Regions from separate parts of the Homo sapiens genome. Here region 1 is linked to region 2. Evidence: chromatin loops called from intact Hi-C (ENCODE). Cell type or tissue: gastrocnemius medialis. All regions are shown on one strand. Links, peaks and the distances in the headings refer to the core of each region. The heading gives the core; the rest is flanking DNA.

Region 1 (9,409 bases), core at 2,255-4,754, 83 kb before region 2:
ATTCAGGGTTGTGCCAGCTTGGAAGCTATGCTGATGGAATATGAACTCACATAGTCTTTATTCCAGAATCCATACTGTTTTTTTAAATATGTAAGTTTAAGGGGTACAAGTGTGGTTTTGTTACGTGGATATATTGCATGGTGATGAAGTCTGGGCTTTCAGTGTAACCATCATTTGAATAGTGTATATTGTAACCATTAAGTAATTTCTCATCCCTCACTCCCTCCCACCTGCCCACCCTTCTCCAGTGGTCTCCAAAGGTCTCCAGTGACTATTATTCCTCTCTGTTTCCATATGTACATATTATTTAGCTCCCATTTATAAGTGAAAATATGTGATATTGGACTTTCTGTGTCTGAGTTGTTTCACTTAAGATAATGGCCTTCAGTTCCATCCATGCTACTGCTAAAGACACGATTTCATGTTAAACACGTGAACTCACCTGCTTCCATCAACTTACATGATTTTCAGACCCTTCGGTCAACTTGGTGTCATAGAGTATGTATTAAAACTCAGCTTGATCTTAGATTATTTATATGAAGATCAAACAATTTTAAATATTATGGATTTGAGTGAGAAATTTAAATTATTCCACCGTGATTACAGATTAATTGTACAATCTTCATTAATCACATATCTCGGCTCACTGCAACCTCTGCCTCCTGAGTTAAGTGATTCTCCTGTCTCAGCCCCCCGAGTAGAGTAACTGGGACTACAGGTGCACACTACCACAACAGGATAATTTTTGTATTTTTAGTGGAGATGGGGTTTTGCAACATTGGCTAGGCTGGTTTTGAACTCCTGGCCTCATGTGATCCACCTGCCTTGACCTCCCAAAGTGCTGGGATTACAGGCATGAGCCACCGCACCTGACCCTATTAGTAAATATTTTAACAGGCAGTCATAAGATAGCAGAATGTATGGAAATTAAATGATAGTTCAGCAAATTCAATTAAGTAAGCATTTCAAGACTTCTTGCTATCCTCTAGAAACTTTGCTATACTAGGGATTAAAAGATGAATATAATAATTCCTTTTCTCCCCCTAAATTTTAGTTTAGCATAAGATTATATGATACTGTGTAAGTTCTATTCTTAGTTCTTTTAAAACGAGACTTGGATAGCTAGTACTAATTCATTCAGTGAATATTTGTGGAGCACTGCTATATTTGAAGCATGGTTTTCATTGTTGGAAATACTTGGTGGACAAAATGGACGCATATTACTGTTCTTGTGGAACTTATATTCTTGTGGAGGGGGAGACAAACAGTAAACAAATATAGTATGTCAGATAGTAATAAGTGCAAGGAGAAAAACCAAATAAAGCAGGGAGGAGGATAGGAAGTGCTTGCGGGCAGGGTAGGTAGGTGAAGGGACAGCTGTGGTTTTTTGTTTTTTTTTTTGTTTGTTTGTTTTTTGAGATGGAGTCTCACTCTGTCCCCCAAGCTGGAGTGCAGTGGCGCGAGCTCGGCTCACTGCAAGCTCCACCTCCCGGGTTCACGCCATTCTCCTGCCTCAGCCTCCCGAGTAGCTGGGACTACAGGCACCCGCCACCACGCCCGGCTAATTTTTTGTATTTTTAGTAGAGACGGGGTTTCACCATGTTAGCGGGGATGGTCTCAATCTCCTGACCTTGTGATCTGCCTGCCTCGGCCTCCCAAGCTGCGGTTTTTGGAGAGTAGTTAGGGAGGCCTCACTGAGAAGATGTTGTGCAAAGACTCAAGAGAGGCGAGGAAGTGAGCCATGTGGATATCTGGGGAAAGTGGGTTTTAATTAGAGGGAACAGCAACCGTGAGGTGGTAGCATGCAGGGTAGGTTCAAGGAATAGAAAGGATGTCAGCGTTGGTGGTAGTGATGGGCAGAACAAGGCAGAAATAAGGCTGCAAAGGTAATCAGCATGGGCATGTGAGGGTGGAGGAATACATATTGTGTAGAGGTTTCCAGACCATTGTAAAGCTTAAACTTTTTCTCTTAGTGACATGTAAAGCAATTGGAGGCTTTTGAGCTTAGGTATTGTGTGATGTGACTAAAGTTTTTAAATAACCCACTCTGGCTTTTATTTTGAAAATAGACTATGATGACAAGAGCAGAGACTGGCTATTTTAACTATCCAGATGAAAAATCAACAAAGTAGCATTGGAGGTAGTAAGTCGTTGCATTGGGGTTAATCTAAGATGACTTGCTAATGTATGGGTTATGGATTATGATAGAAAGAAAGGTGTCAGACATAACTTCAAGGTCTTTGTGCAGAGAAATGGGAAGGATGGAGTTGGCATTGACTGAGATAGGATGACTGGGGAAGAACAGGTTGGGGTTGCAGATCAGGAGGTCAGTTTTAGACATGGTGGCAGAGACATTGCTGTGTTTTCACCAACCCTCTTTCATACCCCTCTTTTCTGGTGCATCTCAGTTTCCTTACAGTTCAGCAGGGCCATATAACTAGTGCTGGCCTGTGAAATGTAAGGAGAAGTGATAATGTTGATCATTTTGAGAATGAGGCAGTGAGAAGCCCCAGAATGATTCTTTGGTCTCTGTGTTCTCCTAGGGTGATGAAGGAGGAGGAGGCCTCAGGGAAACAATGGGGATCCCCAGTTATGAAGAACGCTGGATTGCTAGTGCACTGCATGGGGGGCACATTCTGAGGGGAGTGTTAACCAACTAAGCTAATTAAACGCATGTGAAATTTTACTTTCTCTTAGGCATATGCATCAGATGTAACCATTGGGAACTCAGGGAAATGAGTTGAACTTGAAATATAAATTTGGGAGGCTTCAAGATATCAATGGTATTTCAAAACATTATATTTGTTGAAATCTCCAAAAGAATAAGTCTAGCTAGGGACAAATTAAAAGGACTAAGCCCTGGGCACCCCAGGTTAGAGAGCAAGGAGATGCTAGTTTACATAGATAGCTGCTTGATCCTAATACCCATAAGCAATGAGTTATGTCATAGACTGTATGTGGCCACATTCAGTGAATTTTCCTCCGAGGTGCTTCTTTCCAAATTTCCAAAAACACATATCCAGGTCACTGATTACTGGATTCACCTCTATCATAGCAGAAAGAGCACCATACAGCTATGAATAGGTATTGAGACAGTATTCACTTATTTGAGATTTCCATCAAAGTAACCAAAATCATGAAATATTTAGAAGAAAATTCAGTCAACAAATAGTTTTCATTTTTTCATTGCTTTGTTTGTAGATGTGATGTTTCTAGGCACTTCAGGTTAGGAAAGAATTAATCTAATTAGAGTTTTTTAACCTCAGCATTGTTGACATTTTGGGCCACAAAATTCTTTGTAGTGTTGGGGAGGGGTGCTGTCCTGTACATTGTGTTATTTAGCAGCATCTCTGGTATCTACCCACTAGATGTCAGTAGCACCCCCCTTCCTTTGTTGTGACAATAAAAAATGTCTTGAGACATTGCCAAATGTCTTCTCTGTGTGTGTCGGGGGGACCACAGATCTACATTACATCTGTTTCCAATGAGTGTTTTATTTATATACTTACTGCCTGCAAAACATTTGAGAAAGTTTACCTGAACATTTAATATAATATATACTATGCTATGATATATTATTGAGGGAACTGCAATGAAAAGCCAAAGACATAATATAGAATTTAAGCAAGAAAGCAAAATAATATTGCAAAGGTAACAGTACTATGCTATCAGCATGGAAAATGTGTTCAATAAAAGACAAGAAAGGAATTATAGATAGACTAGGTTACACCTTCAATGGGTCTTGAAAGGCAGAATGAATTTGTATGGACAGAAGAGAACCTATCCTGGCCTGGGGAATATCAGGCATAAAAGCTCAGAGGTACCAAATATAAGGTGTTAAGGCCTGCCTAGGACTGTGGCTAGGTTAGAATTACTGAATCAGAAGCTCTGTGGGCATGAGGTTGTGAGGCAGTGGGAAATCTGGCTGAGAAGCACTGAGACTAGACTGAAAAGGACTTTGAAGCCAAGCTGAGATGTTTTCGTGTTCTTGGGTGGCCACCATGATGCTCATTACTGCACAAAAGACAGAGATGTATAAGATAACAGTCCTGTATTTCTGGACTTTCTAACCTGGACATAATGGAAAATTACATATAATTTTTCGGCAAGAGATTAATATATTTAAAATGATGTTTTAGGAAAATTAACCAGATGGTAGGGAGATTACTGAAGGTGGGAAATTGAGAGTACGAGAGATGGCTTAGGGGATCTTGAAGGAGTTTGCACATGAACTCCGAAAGGCTTAAACCAAGTGGCCGGGCACGGTGGCTCATGCCTGTAATCCCAGCACTTTGGGAGGCCGAGGTGGGCGGATCACCTGAGGTCAGGTGACCAGCCTGGCCAACATGGTGAAACCCCATCTCTACTAAAAATACGAAAATTAGCCGGGTGTGGGGGCACACACCTGTAATCCCAGCTACTCGGGAGGCTGAAGTAGAAGAATCGCTGGAACCCAGGAGTCGGAGGTGGCAGTGAGCCAAGATCATGCCACTGCACTGCACTCCAGCCTGGGCGACAGAGTGAGACTCCATTTCAATAAAAAAAAGGCTTAAGTCAGGGATTGGCAATTTTTTTGAAATGTGAAAACAGCTGTAGACATTAAGTAAATGAATGGGCATGGTTGTGTTCCAGTAAAATTTTATTTACAAAAGCATGTGGCAGGTGGTGGGCCATACTTTGACAACCCCTGGCCTAAACTTATGACATGATGGTGGAAAGAAAGACATCGAGTAAAGAATCAATAAAAGGAACTTGAAAATAAAGCTTTGCTGAACTTGGTAACTAAACCAAATAGAGTTAGTAGGAGGAAGGGCAAGGGGTGGACTTGGAGGAGGAAAAAGATTATCCTGGAGTTTCAAGCCTAGAAGATGTCATTAATAGAGTTTAGGAGCAGGTATCAATGACTTAAGGAAAGAGAAAGATGTGTTTGAATTGAGGACTTTTGAGAACATGTTAAACTAGCAATTGGTGAAGGCCTGCTGGGCCATGGGGGAGAAGTCTGGAACTTCTCCATGCTCATGTGTGGAACAGAACAGTATTTTCCTTGAGGTGATGCTTTTAAGGGGAGATGGTATCTGAGGAAGGGCAGAAGGATGAAGATAAACATAGGAGACCAGCATGTTTATGAAGTGCAAGGAGGAAGATGAACTGTAAGAAACTGAGAAAAGATAGGGAAATGAGAACCAGTAGGATAATAGTGTCTTCAGAGCCATGGCCAAGCTAACTCTCAGGAGGAATTGGTCATTACTGTCTGACGTTCCAAGAGGTCAAGCAGAATGGCACTGAGAAAGAGATTGTTTCATTTCTTGACCAGAAGGTTACTGGTGGCCCTTCAAAAGGAAGTCCCAAGAGAGTTGTGGTAAGAAAAGGCATCCCAGAGATTCAATTTAGAGAAGATAATGAGGAATTAAGAGAAAGTTTGTAAGTTTAAAGAAGAGACACAGAACAGCAATTGAATGGAGCACCTTCTTCCAAGAGGAGGCTTGCTTGTGTTTGATGACAGATTTTGAGAAGGATTCAGTGGAGAATAGACTTCAAGTTGTTGCAGAAGGGATGATGAGGTTAATGGAGAACAGAAAGAAGGTGAACTAGCTGGAGAGGAGTGATACACTCTGACTCTGGAAATTTAAGAGAACGTGGATATCCTGGAATTTTCCAAAGTGCTCTTCCTTAATGCATTCTTTTTACAGGAGGCAAATACCTTTGTCCAGGCAAGATCAGGAAGTAGATGGAAGCAGGGTTAGAATTAAGGGCTTAAGTAGTATAAAGAAGATTTGCAGTAGCCATTGTTATAAAAAAATAGTAGGTGATCTCCTAGAACTCAATACTTGGATTATTGAGACATACTCAGTTTTCTTTTAGCAAAATATCTCTCATTGACTAGGACTTAAGGCTATACTGCTAGCATTGAAAATTTATTTTATTTTGTATTGAAACAATTAAGAAGATAAAGGGGAAAAATAAACACTTCTAAGATTAATGAATATGCCTCTCGTTATCTTTGGAAGAAACTATGTGGCCTGTTTTCCTTGGATATTAGCATCTCCAACAAATAGAAGAGCCTATGTTCATAAATATGATTGGGTCAAATTTGACAATAGAGTCAGACTAAAGTTAGCTGACATTGACTTTAAAAGTACTTGCCTCAAAGTACTTGAAATTCGGTGGCTTCATATTTTCTTGGATTAGGGATTGATTTCTCTGCTCAGACTTCTTCAGAATACAAATAACTTTGTAAGGGCTAATCTGTTAAAAAGTTTGTGTTAGCTCTCTTGGCAAGAGCTAGGATAGCAGGGTAGAAGGAGAACTGCGAAAACAAACAAACAAAGGAGAGTTAAAAATGAAAGGGCAAACACTCCCTACTTACTTTGCTTTGCTTTCATTATTTTGCCTAAACTGTTGTGGTTGACACACGTGGACAGTAGATTATAACTAGATTCTGAGCCCCAGATGCCCACAGCTAACACTTATGTAATGCTCATTGTGTGCCATGGGCTAAGTGCTATAAATGAATGTATATATAATATAAATGCATTAACTCATTTAATTCTCATGACGATTTGATGAGGTGAGCTCTATCTCCCAGTTTCTAGATGAGGGATTGCCCAACTTGTGGGTAGGGGAGCAGAATCTTACCCCGGGAAGTGTGGCTTGAGAGTTGGCAATTGTAACTGCTGGACAGATTTGTTAGAAAAATACCTTATTTATTTTTCAGTCCTCCACCCTGACTTGTGCCTTCATCAAAAAAGTTTGAAATGTTTTCAGTTCATACATAAGAAGAAAAAAATTTGATATGGGTTTATTTTCCCCTATTAACATTTTCTTTGATTTACAGTCTGTTGTATCAGACATGATGTGAAAGGGGTAGACAACAACCTAGACTATATTTATTTTTCAATCTGCTAATGTGAAGAAAAAAGGGGAGGAGTTAGGTGAGATTTGGAGTCTGTAATGGTTTTTCTACACCAGGGTTTTTAGGGAGATTCTAAATAGAGCACACTCTCATTTGTTTCAATTAAATGCCTTGCCCACTTAATCTCCTTTTCGTATTGCCATGCTTGATACAGAGGGCTCCAGGACTAGTTTACTAGGTGGTAGGACCTTTAGAGATTATGCTGTCCAAATCCTTTACGTTAGTTTAACAGATGCAAAAATGGAGACTGAAAGGGTTTAAGCAGAGTGAGAACATTAACAACAACACTTTGTTTTGAAATGAGGTTTTTTGATTCGTTCCAACCTTCACACAAATTTGAAAGCATACTTTTGTGTAAGTTTCTTAATATTTGGAAATTAACATCAGCCCCAGCCTCCCTGAAAACTGTGGTGAGTTATTACTATATATAAAGATTAATGAAATAATTGCTTTTGAGTTTCTACTACAATTGGTGGATCAGGGTCATCTAAAAAAACTCAAGCAAAGGTGTGAAAACTTTATTTTGCATGTTTGTTTTTCTCCTAGTTATTATTTACTGCTCAATCAGCATTAACAGAAGAAAAATAATTTGGCTGCTAAGTTACTGTAGTATAGGATTTCAAAGGACCTTATTAGAGAGAGATGTAATTTCATCCCCTGGGCCTTTTATGTAACAGAGTGCATATTTGGGTTACTTCATTTTGACCCGGAATTAAACAATAGACTTAAGTTGTATTCAGGAAGTTAAAATATTTATTCAACAAAGATTTAAAAGCATTTTACAGTTATTTCCAAATTCCTAGGGATATCTTTATAGCTTTATTTTCTTATTTTAGCTAACTCTTGTCTGAATAGCTCCTTCATCAAAGAATTTTCTGTTTATTTCATAAATCTTATAAGATGTATGTATTTGATAACTACTGCATATAATCAGTGTTTTTTAAATAAACATCTTTGGCAAATTGATATAAACATGATTTTATATATTGCTTAACTACATATATAGGCCATAGTTTCGTTATGGTGCTCAGTAATGAAAAATATGGAGTAGATGTTACAAGTGGTAATAAAGCTAATATTAAAGAAAGTAAGGCTGAAGATTCCTAAGTTCAAAATAAAAAGGCTTTGCAGCTTCAGTTTTAGGAGCGTTTTCATAAAATGAAAGAGGCAAATAGTGCCAAGGTGCTACCAACTCCAGCTTCCTAGCAATGCAAGGATTCTTCCTTTAGCCACTTATAAAAGTGGTCACCTCAGCTCACTCTCTGTAGGACTGACTGCTTCCCCTTTCTTCTGTGATTTGCATAGTATTATCCACATTGATTCATGTTTGGGGTGATTGTTTCCATCCTCACTGTGAGATTATGAACTTCTTATTTTCTTTCCATGAAATAAAGTTTTCATTGGCTGGGATCCCAGCTAGACTGATTTTTTTTTCCTTTTTTCGTTTGTTTGCTTAATATTTTAGATTTTGAAAGTCCTTCAAAATTAAAGTACTTGCATACTATCCTAGGGCAATAATTTGTGACTGAAAATCTTTGTGAAAAATCCTAAGAGGTATTTAAAAGTTTATGTTAAGTAAGTTGTTATCAGTGGTTAAGAGGCCTTTCCAGAGTGCTTGTCCACTGGACATTTATATGGAACTTACTGTAATAGCATCTGCTTAATTTTTGGATGATGCAGACACATTCCGTTGCACAAAATTACTCTGCAAAAGTAAGTCAGGAATCACTCATGATAATTTCAGGTTATGCATACTTATTTTAGAATGTTGAATCAATTTGCTAATCTTCAAAGGAGTAAATTTTACACCAATTGCGTCTGGTTTAATAGGCTTAATATTTTCATAATGCCAGAGTAATTTTTCTTCTTAGTTTTATTCTTGCATAATTGTTGGAATTATATGTACATTGTTTTAATTCTTGAGCCCTTAATATCAAATAGCTTGAGCATTAAGGGAATTAATTGAAGGCCTTAGGATATGGGTGTTTATTACATGAACATGGATTGAATGTTGATGTTGGGATTTTAAACGGGAAGTTGCTTTGCTGTTAGATTCCATCACATTGAATGTATCAACATTTATACAAGGAAATTGGGAAGAAATGTACTCTCAGTCCCTGGTTGCTCTTTGTTTGTGAAAAGTAACAAATTTAGGAGTTGATCTAAAAGGAAAATTTTTGTGTTAATGTTTTTAAAACATTAAAGCATCTTTAAACAATATTTTTGTCTCAGATGTCTAGATGCATATTTATACCCCCAGAAATTTGAATAAGTCTGTTTAAATATTTTTGTCCTTTTCCTGAATGTCAACCCTTTGGCAGAGTGTTTATATGTTAAAGCTTGAAGAGCAAGTAGAGATCACACAGTCCAACTCTGTCATTTCATAGATGTAATTAGAGTAAACTAAGGATCAGTCTGAGTATAATGAAGTATAAAAAAGAACTTGACACTCACTGTCACACAACACAGTTGATAGAAATTTGTTGGTCATTCGTT
Region 2 (9,409 bases), core at 3,664-6,163:
TCCCACGATGGGGCGCATGGGGAAGCACTGGGTTTGGTCAGGATGCAGAAGGAGGAAGGGAAAGCCTGGGCCATATCCTTTAGTGGGGTTTCTGTGGGAAAGGGAAGGGCAGAGGAAACAGTTTAGGACTGGCTAGTTTGAGTAATTTCAGTGGGCTGTGGGTTGTAGGGGTGATACCTGGTTGTCTGGTACCTGGCCCTGGGAGATTTAGGGAAGGGGAGTATTGACTTACTGATGAGAAGTTGATAAAGGGGATAGTTGAGGGTGTGGTCTCTGGATTGGTTAGCTGCATATGAAGGGCATGATCCCAGACCAGCCCTTTGCACTAAGAATTGGCTAGCTCTGGGAGTATAGTCTCTTCCCATTCAGTGAGGCCACAAATTCCAGAGCATCGGAATACAGAAAATAATGAAATAGAGTTGATATAACTGGCCTTGTGATAAATGGATGCCAAATAGACAAACACAATATAAGAAAACAGTTTTAGAGGAGAGAAACTGCTTAGGGGATTACTGTAGTAATCCAAATAGGAGATGACATTGGTTTTAACTAGAGAAGTGGCTGAAGAGATGAAGAGAAGTGAACAGATTTGAGACATATTTTGAAGCCTGCATCAATTCAATTGATGATGAATTTAGATATAGAGTTTGTGGAAAGGGAGGACTCAGTGACTCCTGTTTCCGGCTTTACCTAAATGAAACATTTTGGACGGTAAATATAGCATTGGTAGAGAAATAATAAAGAGTTCAGCACTGGACATGTTCAAGTTCCATATGGCTGTGAGATTATTTATGTAGAGGTATAAGTTAGGCAGGAGAGTGAGAGAGTTTAGAACTAAGAGGATGAATCTCAGGTGGTGATAAAAATTTGGGAACCTACACTATATAGACAGTAGTTAAGGCATGGCACTAGATGAATTATCCAGTAGAGTTTGAATGACTGGGGGCAGATCATGCATTTGCCCACAGCCCCACCTCCATTTGACCTGCTTCTCTCTTTTAAATAACCATCTTGGCTTCTGAATGTATGTGAGTTTGTCAGCCTTAATAGGCAAAGAAGGAAGACAGTTAAGCAAATGGCAAATGAAATGATTGCATTGATTTCTACGTGGTATTTGTTATACAGTGGCATGGACATGATTTGTTAAGTGTTTAACTAAAAGTAGTCCCTTAGGTTTTGGATTTTATATTCTATGTAGATAACACATCAGTAGCCTGGCTAAGGAAGCTGTGGTGGCTGTTTAGTTTTGATTTCATGTGGTCTTTTTCAAAGTAGCAATTTAGGGGCTTATTGAACATACAGAAATTGTACATTGTTTTTCTTCGTTCTCTAATGCTTGCCAGTAGTTATCAGAATTACATGACTATGCTTTTGTTTTTTTCTTTGTTCTCCCATGTTGGCTCTGTTTTATCTCTTAATGTCAAATGTCATTTCTTGGAATCATTCAGGAAGTTCTTTTAGTTAGTTTGCCAGTAATGAAAAGTGGCAAGAAATGCTGTAAAAGAACCTGGAGGTATTTCACAGCTTTGGAGATGAAGGGTGCTTGATAGATTACTAGACAAGTAGTCTTACTAAACTGCTCACCAAGTGCCCCCATAACCTGGATCCTTGGGTCTTCTTCCTATATCCGTGCAACTGAGGCTACTGTGTTAGCTTACAAGCAGGGTAAAATCTCAGACTTTTTGTGATTCTTGCTGCCTACTTATGTGTACTCATGCTGAGAAGAGTAGAAGACACGAAGAAAGGAAGTATGTAAGCAGCTTCCTTGTGCTAAGAGTTATGGAGAGGGAGTAGACAAAGTAAATGTAAAGGATGCACCCCATGAAACTGCAGTAATTAATTTATTTTCTTGATTTTAAAAATACGTATATATGTGGCAAGACTTCTACCAAACTTAACAGGTGTCATTACTGACTAAATCTTGATTCGCATATTACTTTGAAGGATATTCATGCATCCAACAAATACCAGTGTAGTACTGACAATGGGAAAGTCACTGCTATTTAATATATCAGCTGTCAATAGTTCATAATAGCTTCACTTTTATCAGAATGTGTGGCTGACTCTCATAGATTGATGGACTCAAAAGCACTGTATAGAGGTTTTGGAGGTCAGGGTGCCATTTTCAACATTTTAAAACAAGGGAAATTAAGAATTTACCCATAGTAAGGCTGTACTGGTTTTTAAGAATATCCAGTTCCTTTGATTTTGGCTATCTTATTAACTATTAATAATTCGTACCTACAGGATGTCATAATAATTAGCAGCATTGAATGATTGCTATGTGCTTGGTTTTAAACATGGGGTAATGAAAACCGTTATTGTTAAATAAAATATATATGGAAGATGGAGTCTTTCAGAATGTGTGGTTCATATTCAAAAATAAATACTGGCACTCTGAGATGGAAACCTCTATGTTTGTTCCCAGGTCACATAATTAATTGGTGGCAGTATGCTGGAACCAGAAGGGCATCCTAGACATCTCTGTTTATAAAATGTTATTAAAAATCATCTATGCAATTTTCCCACTTGGTTATAATGGTACAAAGTAAAGGGATACCATTTCTCTGTTTCTAGGAACACTTTGGTGTCCTGGTGTAAGCTGAGATAAAGATTATATTTCTCATCAGAAAAATTATAGTTATTTGTACTCTTTAAAAATTGAAACTGCAAATGACATTTGTTTTCACGTTTATATTTATAAAGTCTTCACCACACTTTGTTTGTTGTTCCTACCTCGCCCCGCTTTAAGATTAGGGAAGAAAATTACAATCCACCCAGGCTTCTTTAATGCATGAAGAACTTATTCTCCCAGAGTTTTAGGCAAGGTTCACTGGGCCTCTATTGTAACAGGAACAGACATATATTTTGCTTCAGTGAGTGTTTCTTGAGCTCATAAGCATTTTGAAAATATTGAATGACTTACAGTCCCTTAAGAAAGTAGCCATTTAAAAAAGCATATTCAGTTGAACTTTAAAAATATAATTTATACCACAATACTCAACAGGCTCCAACTGCTTGAAAGTATTTGGCTGCAAAGACATTATTTTTAGTGATCCTAACCATACTAGGAACAAAGAATTGCGTCTGTCAAAATGGGATCTCTGGCGCTCTAAAATAATCCACATGCTTTGTGAACTTTGATGAAGTCAGGCAGCTCTCTGTCATATAAATATCATAGTGGCATCAAAACCTGGGCTGACCATGTGCTGCAGGTGGAATGCACACACTCACCCAGTTTCGCAGCAGAAGCAGCTGACACTAGTAGGGAGACAGCGCCGTCTTCAGTTCCTAAAGCCATTGGGGCGTCTGTGTGCTGTCCAAACCTGAAATAGGTAAATGATTCTTCATTCAATCCTCCCTTGAAAATGAAAATGACTTCAGTAAATACTTGTGCTACAAATTACTCAGATGCAGTATTTACTCTTTTCCTGTACGTCACTGTATCATTTAGAGCCAAACTGTAAAGATTATGAGAAAAAAAGAAATAAACTCAGTGTTAGATAAACAAATTAGAGACAGGAAATGCTACACTGAAATACTGTCTGAAGAACTTATGAAATGAGTTTAATCTTTCTTTTAAGATCTGTTAAGACATTTTTGAAGGGATGAGAGATGAGTTGGAAGATACTGTTTTCTTTAAAGAAAATAATTATTTTTCATAAGCTATTAGAATAAAAGGGAATGTTAATATCAGATAATAGCATTATTATCTGATTTTATTATCTAATCATTAAGATTACTCACATTATCCTTATCTCTTGAATTTATCTATTCTTGTTTCATTTTCATTTCATTAGAAATTAATATATCCCTCTCTTTCGTAAACATAAAAGACTTTATTTTATAAAATATATTACATAAAATGTTAACATCTGTGTGAGCATTTATAATTGTGTTCATCCCTTCAGTCTACCTCAGATGAAAATATATACAAAATAAATTAAATAAAAATGTCTGTAATTATCTTTCCATTTTGTTGACATACATGTGTACCTAAAACTAGAAGAGAGCCCTGTACTTTTTAGAGTGAAGTAATAATGAAAGTGAAATCTTACATACCTTGTCTTATCCAAAAAAACGAGAACAAACAAAAATGTAAAATGTTGGTAGGGAACTTTAAATGAATACCATCCTTATTGATATTAACTTGCCATAAAGTGTTTCTCCTACAGAAATGTTTTGCTTTAAAGAAATTTAAAGTAAAATTTGCTTTTTGAAAATTTAATGCAGGGATTTAATTCTGAGTGGTTTACAACAATGGGTTATGAATGTATCACCATGACAGCAGGTTGCTAGAGTCTAGGAGTCAGGAGATGTGGCTTCATTAAAAGCACCTCCAGATAATGCCCTACGTTAGATTTCACTGAAAGACAGGAGCTGCTGATGAGGGTGACCTCTGACATCAAGTCATCTTACTATAAACAGAAGGGCGTGGAAAGCCATTGGTCGGAACCAGGAGTGTTTACTATCCAGGTCTCCTCCTATTTAACCTACATAACTGCACTGCTCCTGGAGCCCGAAGGTTCACGCCAGAGCAAGGTGCTTTTAAGGCTACCTGGGTGTTGGTTAGAGACTATAAACCTCTCAGAGCATTCTGTAAACCTCGACACAGTTTCATTCTACTGACAATGGAGACTGGAATTTATTGGCTGCTGAACTTCACACACACGCACTACAGAACTGACTTCCAAATACAGCTGGAATAAATTTCAGGTTTTGGGGTTTTGAATGAGGTAAGTTGCATTTAGCTTTTGGTTGAAGCGTTATCATTATTATTATGTTCCATGGGCAGTCACACATTTAAGTGTAGGCAGTTCTATCTCAGAGAAAAATATTTTTCTTGTTAAAATAGGTTGTTTAGATTTTTCACAGTTTTTTAGTACAAGGATGATAGAAGAAACTTGTACATAGGAACTGAGCAAGCCAATCAATTAGAGAAAATCCCTGATCTGTTTATGGCTAAAGTGTGAAACACACTTCGTCTTTGTTTACTTTATAAAATTCAGCTATTCAAATTACATTATGTTAATGTTGGGAGAAATGCAGGTAACGTGATAAGTGATAATAGATTACATTTCACTACAAAACTTTTAACAGTCAACTTTGTTTTCCCCTAATAGTACATGCTACTGCAGGATTTTAAAAAACTAATACCAACTATTTAAATGAAAGGCTTTTTTCTGCATAATTTGTTTTGAAATTTGTGCTGAATTTGAACTTTTCATTAGATTTGAGATGTAGTCATCTTGATAGATATGTCATATTTTTAAGAGAATGAGTGTTTCCCTCCATTTATGGAACTATTTTTTCCTGAAACCATAATAGTAAGATCAAGTTTAATTTTAACTTTTTAAAGAATCCTGTAGTGTTTAGTGAGGTTTACCTTCCTTTAGATGTGTACTGAGCACATACTTTGATTTAAAACCTTGATGTGGAAGGCTTTGGTATGCTTTGGTTTAAATTATTTAAATATATCTTTGTGTCTTTCTCAAGAAGAAGAAGTGTAAATTGCTGTTTTGCTGCATCAGAGGGTTGAGATGTGGGAGAATTGTCAAAATAATAACAGCATTTGTTTTGTTAAAGACGACTGAGGGAAGCTTTGCTGTGTTGGGACTATTTTATTCTTGTGAGAACAACACAATTCAGGCGGAGAAAATAGATCTATTCTAAGTATTTGCGAGTACTGATTTACTGTTAGAGGTGGATAGTTAGGGAAGCTGCTGGAAGAAAGGGAGGATAGATTATCCCAGCCAATAAGTTTTCCCGTTTGGTTTACGGGGTCTACTGAGCATCAGTCAGCACTATCCAGTTTCCCACTTCTTTTCTGAGTTGTAGGTACTATTTTCTGAAATACTCTGCAATTGAATAATGATGTTACACTACCTTATTTTGCGTTTTGTTTGTTTTCTAACCGAAAGTTCACTAAACCACTAAAATGTTACTTATCAAAAATGACCAAGAAAAGCAAATACCAGTAACCATATAATGGGTTCTAACTTTTTGCAGGGGGAAGAAGAGGGACAGAGAGGCCAATTTTTTATCTCTACTTTGGTTTTTCTCTTTTCTTCTCCAAGTTCCTTATAAATTACTCTCGTTAGCAGTTTCAAAATTGTATGATCTAACTTTTTGATCCTGTAGCAACCCTGTAGAGGGAGATGGTTGTGTGAGTCCAGGGGTGGCACACATTTTGCTTTAGGGAAATGGTGCAAGCCAAATTTAACAGGTAATGCAGCTGTTGAAGAAATAGAAAAGCCAGATGACTTCCTACGTGTATTGAGGAAACCAGGATAAATTGTCCTTAGAACCAGCTCCCAGAAAGCCATTTTAATTGAGGTCAAAGAGGAAGAAATTGTGAGTATATCTCAATTATTTATTAGGTTTACCTAGAATGAGACCTTCACTACAGATATACCTAATCTATAATTCCTATACTCTTTAACCCTTGAGCATTCCTGCTGTATGAATCCCTTTAACATTTAGACTGCAGAGTGTATTTAATTGTTTATGACAGTCCAGAATTTAGGGACATAAAAATTGTGAAATTAACTGACTAAATTTTACTTTCATCTAAGGAATAAGCTTCTGCATATAAAAATTATTGTAATAAATTTCTTAGATTTTAGTTGAAGTTACACAGTTAATGATGCTGTTTCTTCTGGTCACATGCTTGTATGTGTGAAATGTTTCACATAGAACTATTTTCAGCTCTTAGTTTACAGGTAATTTAAATTGTTTTTTCTTTAATTTGACAATTTGAGTATTTCTACTCAAACAAATCATATAATTTGCATTCTTGGTGTGTAAATTATGCTACAGTCAGTGTCTTATTAACTACTAATGAAGAATTTTATTTTAGGATTAAAACCTGAGAAAAGGTGATTTGTAATCTTTTTTTATAACAATGGTTATAGAAGAGAGATTTAATATAAAATATAAAACTACTTTAAAATAGATTTTAAAACTCAAAAATGTTGCTACGATGTTGTGGAAAATATCAGATTCAATCCAGCATGCTATAAATACATTTTTTTTTATTGTATAAAGCTTAATTTTAAAAATAAAGAACTTGATGCCAACATTCTTGAATTTTCTCTTTATAAATGTTGCTATTTTAATGGAAGATCAAGAAGATAAAATCTGTAAAATTCAAAAATATGCCTGTTTTACATAATTATTTTATCAATGTATTGTTCTAGAAATATTTATATTTTATATAAATTAATCTACAGATATATAGAGATATATGTTGTTAAATTTAAAATTGCTTTAAAATTTTGTGTGCATTCTATCAATTTGTTTTTAAAGTTAAAGAATTTCTAATTTTTTTAAAAGTTATGGTGATACTATTGGGCACATTAGGAGAGTTTTTATATATACTTTTAAAATGTTTTTTAAAGTTTAGGCATATATATGTACTTATACAGACATACGCACACAGATAAACTTTAACAAAACTTTTGCATATGAATTGAACAATTTTATATTGGTAAGTGAGACAACCTTTATAGTCAATTATTGTTCAAATTGAAAAGGTTAGTTGTCATTTTTACTTAATAGGTAAATGATGGTGTACTAGAGTATATTACATAATGATTGATATTTTATGTTTGGAAACATATGTAACTATGCCTGTGGCCAAATTCTTTTGAAGTTTAATGACCAAGATGAGCTGCATTTGTTAAGTGGTAGAGCACTGGCTTGTCTGGGGTCCTTTTGTGCTTGGCAGATCTTGATAAATGGGTGAGTTTTTCTTAACCTTGTGGCCAAAACATTCCAATATCTTTAAAAAAATTTATAAAGATATAGAATATGTTGCGAAAAACATGAGCAAATTTTCTCTATTTAGGGGACTAGGTTAAATTTTTAAGATGATTTTTAAAGCAATATTTGTGAGAATTCATAAATATTCATTTTAATGCAGGGAAATCTAAAGTTTCTGATATGTAATACTGCTGGAATTCTTCTTTCCTGGTTCACTGCGAAGCTGCACAGTAGTCAGCAATTTTAATTTCGCTGCAGAAGATTCTACCAAATTAACATTATGATCATTAAGTGATAATTCTTTAGAATATTCATTTTGCTCTTTTTGCTATGCTAATACATTGTAAAGCATTTATCCATCTTTCTTGTGACACCCAGGACGGCAAAGAAACATATAAACAAAAGGTATAAAGAAGACCAAGATATATGAGGAAGTATCTCTTTAGGTGTTTGTTTATCATGCACATTTGTGAGGAAAAAAATTCTTTTAGCGCTTATGTATAGTATTTATGCATAGTATCAAGGCTGGACAATCTAGTCTTTTTTCCAATCTTAGAATGGGAGCTTTCATATGAGCTGTAACATGATATGTTAAAGCATATTATGGTTCCTTTTGTGGCATTTTTTAAAAAGTAATGTGTTACCTTTGCCTGCCCCACTGGGTAATAATGAAAAAATATACCATTAGAAGGAGTTTGAAATTTTCCTAAATAATTCATAAAGCCGATATGGCATTTATGGCAGGTGAAAAAGGACTGTGGCATAGATAAGGAGAAAACGTGCTTTGGCATTTTAAAGGTTAATGTGATTTGACATTTGGTTTAATACTTACATACTGTACATAAATAATTGTGCTTTGTTTTTCTGTTATTGTTGCTAAGTTGCTTTTTGAATATATTCAACCTTGCTATGAACTCTCAAATCACTTGAAAGCTATTGTGACAGTTGTAGTTGATGAAGAGTTATAGACTATAGAAGTTTTTCCACTTAAAACATAATTCCTCCCTAGTGCATGATTTTGTCTAACCTCCCTCCCCCAAACCAGGGTCCTGGAAGGCCCTCGCATTAAAGGCCAGAAATCAAGTGAGATCTTGCCTGTGACAGCCCAATACTAAAGGAGTAAAATAATTTTGCCTTCAGGTTTTTGGTGGTGGATTTTATTTATTAATTATCTAACTCCACTATTCTTAATAGGTATGTTATTTTGTCTACTGTTGCACTTAGAGTATTTGATAGTATCTTTGATGTGTAGCAGTTAAAGAAGGGTTATGGCAGGTTTTCTTTGAATGGAAGTAGATGCAGACTTCCAGGTATGCAGTAGAGTCCTCTCACTTTCATAGTCAATAAATGGTGATTTGGGCTTTTAGAAACACGGTTTTGGTTTTGCCAGGGAGAAGCTTGGTTAAGGAATGATAAAGAGGTTGAAAAGTGATATAGTAAGAAAATGGAGGAATAAATAGACTTCCCTAACTACATGAAAAGAATTTCAGAAATGTATACATTTTACAGCTGCAAGATCTTTGTTTCTAAGGAAAACAAAGACACTTTATTAAAAGTTTTGTATTATTTAATAATTGGATTTTTAGAAACTGTATTTCTAAGACTTTAATTTTTTGACCACCATTTGGCAAAATGCCATTTTATT

The links. Peaks named below come from ENCODE experiments on the same cell type or tissue, not always from the same donor. Only the 100,000 strongest peaks of a DNase experiment are listed, where the experiment ranks them.
Region 1: a loop joins it to region 2, with 9 times the contacts of the local background. A loop is called at or near these places in 3 of 110 quality-filtered maps.

What each region holds. Positions count from the first base shown.
Region 1 is chr6:133,283,599-133,293,007 of GRCh38, forward strand. The region is part of intron 2 of EYA4 (EYA transcriptional coactivator and phosphatase 4); the gene reads left to right. Among named protein-coding and RNA genes, the nearest start is that of EYA4, 47 kb to the left of the region's middle. In gastrocnemius medialis, for the core only: a CTCF peak has its summit at 3,360 (motif pointing right); no DNase peak of the experiment used is centred there; H3K27ac peaks cover 1,673 bases.
Region 2 is chr6:133,365,548-133,374,956 of GRCh38, forward strand. All of the region lies in intron 2 of EYA4 (EYA transcriptional coactivator and phosphatase 4), which reads left to right. Among named protein-coding and RNA genes, the nearest start is that of EYA4-AS2, 86 kb to the right of the region's middle. In gastrocnemius medialis, for the core only: no CTCF peak of the experiment used is centred there; no DNase peak of the experiment used is centred there; H3K4me3 peaks cover 389 bases; H3K27ac peaks cover 1,184 bases.